Regions from separate parts of the Homo sapiens genome. Here region 2 is linked to region 1. A link is an interaction called in ENCODE POLR2A ChIA-PET data of the cell type or tissue named here. Cell type or tissue: PC-3. All regions are shown on one strand. Links, peaks and the distances in the headings refer to the core of each region. The heading gives the core; the rest is flanking DNA.

Region 1 (2,826 bases), core at 284-2,783:
AGTGGTTGTTTCTCCCATGGATTTTGTTATCTTTATTCTTGTGTAGATTCCTTCTCATAATCACAGCCCCTTCCTGAGGGTTCCCTCTAGCTTTTGTTATCCTGGACTATTGAGAGTTCTTTTAGGGGTTACTGATGAGAAAAACCCCTAAAAGAACTTGGGGAGAATCAGCTGCATCTCACTAGTTGTTTGGGAGATCTTTATGTGTCCAGTTGATTTTCAAAAGATGAATTAAACCTTTGAGATCAGTTCAAAGGCTCCAGAAAAGTACTTTAATAGAATGGCAAATCTGTGGAGTAGTTGTTGTCTAGAACCGTGGTATGGGGATATATACACACAAAAGGGAAGGGGTTATAATTTCTCTTATTTCTTAAATGAGCTGCTGTTTTGACCACATCTCTGGTTGTACCTTCAGGTCCCCTTTCTGTCTGTGGGTGGGGACATTGGGGTCCGGACCGTTCAGCACCAAGACTGCAGCCCCTTGAGCGGTGACTATGTCATTGAGGATGTGCAAGGGGATGACAAGCGATACTTCCGTCGACTGATCTTCCTCAGCAACAGGAATGTGGTGCAGTCCGAAGCCAGGTTGCTGAAGGATGTGTCTCACAAAGGTGAGGTGTCATAGGCACAGTGGTGGGACCCAAGTGGCCGTGGCATGGACTAGATTTCTTGGGAGCTTGGCCGAGATGTAGGATGGACCTGGGTGTCTGTAGGTTCTTAACCATCTGGACTCTTAGGGTGTGAATAGCTATAAGCAGAGTACATTCTGTTCTTGAGCAGAGCCTGGCTCTGAAGTGATAGGGGACGTGAGTAGTGAAACCAAATACAGTGATAATCACATTAATGTCTTCGGTTTAAAGGCATCTGTTTTGCAGGTGCTCCATATACATCTGTGTATTGTTTCAATAGGCCTCTGTGAGGTGAGCCAGAACTATGGAAGTTGCAGGTGAGCCCTGCCCTCCATAGTGTGACTCACCTGTTTCAGAGGGTTTTGGATTGGCGGGTGACTTAGAGGCCTTCTAGTATACCACTGTTCAGTAAAACTGCCTGTGATGAAGGAGATGTTTAGTTCCTGAGTTTCTAATGTGGTCGCGACTAGCCATATGTAGTGCTGAGCGTTTGGAATGTGGCTAGTGTAACTGAGGAACTGAATTTTAATTTTCTTTAATTCTAATTAATTTACATTTATATTTCAACAGCCATAGGGGGCTAGTGGCTAGTATTGGACAGTGTAGATCTAAACCATCTCTTCTAGGATCCCTTTAAGTGGTCTCCCAGCTGTCACTCAGAAACTCCCCCGATGGGGAATCAATAGTTTGTTTTACCTGTGTTAGTTTGTATTTTAAAAGTGATACTTGTTCATTGAAATCACTTCAAAAGTCAAATATAGACCGCGAAAAGTGAATGCCCCTCACCTCTCCGTCTCCAGTGCATCTTCCCTGTCTGAGGCGCAGAGATTCAAGGATGGAAGCTGAAATGGCTCTCCTGATTCCCAGTTGTTCCCTTTGCCTGACTGGCCTGCCCTCATAGCAAGGCCATCTGGGAGGAGGGTGGAGACAGAGAATTCAGATGCTTGAGGTCATAGACTGGCTCTGAGCCTAGAATCAAGTTACCCAGCGAAATGGTATTTTTCTTTAGGGGTTTTCCCTGGCCAAGAGCACCCAAGATTGTTGGGTTTCTGCCCTATTGTTTGGTCACTGTGGCTGCAGGTTGGTCCAGTTTCATCTCACTAAAATCTCAGTAAAATTGCTTAAAAGAACATTTTGCCCCTTTCAGTTTGGGTTTCAGGTTTTTTCACCATTGTCATGTTCCTTGATTTCTTGGTAGCACTTTGTTCTCATGGAAAGAACGTTCTCCCTCATGGGAGTATTGGTGAGCAAGAAGGAGAGCATATTAAAAAGTGATTTAATATATCTGAAAAGCACCCCGACTCCACTCATCAGCACTTTTTACTGCTGGGGAATGCAGCTGATCCCTATGAAGACACAGCCATCCGTTTAGTATGATACCCTGGAGCAGGGAAGGGAGTGGTGAGAGGGAAAGTGGAGTGGCTTTTTAGGATTTATTTCCTTTTTTGAATACTTGTGATTTCCTTCTTCAGCAAAGGTTGGTAGTGCTACCTGTGTGGCATAGCAGAAAGATGATAGGTGATGGAGACAGGCAGTCCGAGGATCAACTCCTATCTCTACCATCTGCTGATTCCCTATTTACTTAACACTTCAGTGGCTTAGTGTGTTCATGTGCCAAGAATTGGAATGATAAGGTTGTTAGAAGAGCTAAAAAAATAAAAGTTACGGTATAGTAATTGGCACATAGCAGGTGATTAGTAACTTTACCTTTCTTTAAAAGACTTTATGAGTAATCTTTTCTCCTGTTAGTGGCCTTACATTTCTTAGACGGGAGGTACCAGGGCTCCTCAGTTGAGTTTTCCCAGGTTTTTGAGTGTGCATTTGCCATTTCCTTTTCCAGCTTCCTTGTATCCATTGTATATGTTAAATGTTTAATGACTATGTCTTTGTGGGGCGGGGTAGGGGGGGCACATCCTAATTTATAGTGTTTATCAGTTCTCTAGTATAAATACCACCACTGTATTTGTTTGTTTTACGTTGCTTATAAAGGAATACCTGAGACTGGATAATTTGTAAAGAAAAGACTTTTATTTTGGCTTATGGTTCTGCAGACTGTACAAGAAGCATGGTACCAACTTCTGCATTTGGTGAGGCTTCAGGAAGCTTACAATTATCACAGAAGGTGAAGGGAGACCAGGTACATCACATAGCAAGAGAGGGAGCAAAAGAGATGCCAGGCTTTTTTCAACAACAGCTC
Region 2 (2,826 bases), core at 148-2,647, 66 kb after region 1:
GCACCACCATGCTCAGCTAATTTTTAAATTATTTTTTGTAGACACAGGGTCTCCCTATGTTGTCCAGGCTGGTCTTGAACTCCTGGGCTCAAGTATTTCTCCTGCCTTGGCCTCCCAAAGTGGTGGCATTACAGGCATGAACCACTGTGCCTGGTCTGTATTTATTTATTTTTTAAAAAAGCTTAATTTTAAAATCTGCTTTTCTAATTGACCCAATTTCTTTCAGTGGTATACTAGTCTAGAAACTTAAAAAATAAACATAGTTTAGTTTCCTTTTTTTATTTTTAAAATCTTCCTATATCTAACACATCTTGTAATTTCTTTATTCAAAACATCTTTTTGGTCAGCCTTTTCCTCTTTATTCTCATTCTGACCATCAGAGTCTCAGCTGTCCTCCTTTCGCATGTGGGATAACTCTGACAGCATCCTGCCCTCTCACTCTCTCCATTTCTTATTCATCTATTCCATGTAAATATTGCTGCTCTCAGGTTAATCTTCCAAAACACAAGTTTAATATCTCTGTCCTCAGTAACCTGCAGTCCCCTCCCTCCCCTTTAAAAATCTCTACTTGGTTTTCAAAACTTTCTGACCATTCAGCTTTGTTTTCCACTCCTCCCAGAGGTATTCACCTCATTTTTTTCATCTTTTCTGTGTATGCAATGGCAATTTCTGATGACTTAAGAACATGAATAGCTTGAGTAGAGCATATTTTATGACCAAAATGGGTTCAAACAATCAACCTATACTTGAGTTGCTACTTTGTGAAAGACACTGTTTTGGGATGGAAAAAAAAATATTTGCCCTTAACAGAAACTAGTGTAGACTAGCATAGAGTGTAGTCAGAACTTACAGAGTGTTGAGGTAAAGAACATGTATTCTGTGGAGCCTGACTCCCTGGGTTCACATCGTAGTTCTGCCACTTAATAGTTCTGTGATCGAAGGCAATCACTTAACCTGCCTGTGCCTCAGCTTCCTCATTGGTACAATGGGACAATAGTAGTACCCTCCTCATGTGGTGGTTGTAAAAATTAAATTAATACATGTAAAACACTTAGGAGAGTGTCTGTCACATGGTAACATAGTTACCTGTTTATGATTATTATTACTGGGGATGGAAGTTTAGACAGAATTTGGGTGCCTTTAGAGGTGCAGTGTTCTGGATGATCAAAGGAAAAGAGCAATTTTTCCTTTTTTTCTGAGACAAAGTCTCGCTCTTGTCGCCCAGGCTGGAGTGCAGTGGCGGGATCTCAGCTCAATCTATCAAATTCTTACTATTTAATGCCCATTTAAAATCCTACTGGTTTACATGAAATCTTTCTTGGACTCTCCCAAAGAAAAATTGAAAGACCTCTGCCTCCCAGATTCAAGTGATTCTCCTGCCTCAGCCTCCTGAAGAGCTGGGATTACAGGCCCCCACCAGCATGCCAGGCTAATTTTTTTTTTTTTGTGGAGACGGGGTTTCACCAGGCTGGTCTCAAACTCCTGACCTCAGGTGATTCGCCAGCCTCCACCTCCCAAAGTGCTGGGATTACAGGTGTGAGCCACTGTGCCTGGCCCAATTTTTCCTTTTTTAAAAATTATTATTTTAGGTTCAGGGGCACATGTGCAGGTTTGTTTTATAGGTAAACTTGTGTCATGGGGGCTTGTTGTACAGATTATTTCTTCACCCAGGTACTAAATCGAGTACCTAATAGTTATTTTTTCTGATACTCTCCCTTCTCCCACCCTTCACCCTCAAGGAGGCCCCAGTGTCTATTGTTTCCTTTGTGTTTATGAATTCTCATCATTTAGCTCCCACTAATGAGTGAGAACAGGCAACATTTGGTTGTCTGTTCCTGTGTTAGTTTGCTAAACTTAATGGTCTCCAGCTCCGTCCGTGTTCCTGCAAAGAACATGATCTCATTCCTTCAAGGCTGCATAGTATTCCATGGTATATATGTACCATATTTTCTTTATCCAATCTGTCACTGATGGGCATTTAGGTTGATTCCATGTCCTTGCTATTGTGAATAGTGCTGCAGTGAACATTCACATGCATGTGTCCTTATGGTAGAATGAGTTATGTTTCTCTGGGTATATACCCAGTAATGGGATTGTTGGATTGAATGGTACTTCTGCTTTTAGTTCTTTGAGGAATCACCATACTCCTTTCCGCAATGGTTGAACTAATTTACACTCTCACCAACAGTGTATAAGTGTTACCATTTCTCCATATCTTTGTCAGCATCTGTTGTTTTTTGACTTTTATATAATAGCCATGCTGACTGGTGTGAGATGGTATCTTCATTGTGGTTTTGATTTGCATTTTTCTGATGATCAGTGATGTTGAGCTTTTTTATTTTTTTCTTCTCATATCCCTGTTGGCCATCTGTATGTCTTCTTTTGAAAAATGTCTGTTCATGTCCTTTGCCCACTTTTTTCTTGTAAATTTGTTTAAGTTACTTACAGATGCTGGATATTAGACCTTTGTCAGATGCATAGTTTGCAAAAATTTTCTCCCATTCTGTAGGTGGTCTGTTTACTCTATTGATAGTTTCTTTTGCAGAAGCTCTTAAGTTTAATTAGAATCCCTCTTGTCAATTTTTGCTTTTGTTGTTATTGCTTTTGGTGTCTTTGTTATGAAGTCTGCCCATTCCTACGTCTCAGATGGTATTGCCTAAGTTGTCTTCCAGGGTTTTTATAATTTTGGGTTTTACATTTAAGTCCGTAATCTATCTTGAGTTGATTTTTATATATGGTGTAAGGAAGGGGTCCAGCTTCAATCTTCTGCATATGGCTAGCCAGTTATCCCAGCACTATTTATTGAATAGGTAGTCCTTTCCCCAT

Evidence for each region. ChIA-PET counts read pairs that join two places held together with the same protein. Peaks named below come from ENCODE experiments on the same cell type or tissue, not always from the same donor. Only the 100,000 strongest peaks of a DNase experiment are listed, where the experiment ranks them.
Region 2: POLR2A ChIA-PET joins it to region 1 with 6 read pairs; 9 of 35 experiments call an interaction of 5 or more read pairs at or near these places.

Annotation. Positions count from the first base shown.
Region 1 is chr1:171,787,320-171,790,145 of GRCh38, forward strand. METTL13 (methyltransferase 13, eEF1A N-terminus and K55) reads left to right here. Exons shown (of 8, transcript NM_015935.5): 4 at 416-611. Among named protein-coding and RNA genes, the nearest start is that of METTL13, 7.1 kb to the left of the region's middle. In PC-3, for the core only: no CTCF peak of the experiment used is centred there; DNase peaks (open chromatin) are centred at 972 and 1,592.
Region 2 is chr1:171,853,311-171,856,136 of GRCh38, forward strand. The region is part of intron 1 of DNM3 (dynamin 3); the gene reads left to right. Among named protein-coding and RNA genes, the nearest start is that of DNM3-IT1, 9.5 kb to the right of the region's middle. In PC-3, for the core only: no CTCF peak of the experiment used is centred there; no DNase peak of the experiment used is centred there; H3K27me3 peaks cover 2,288 bases.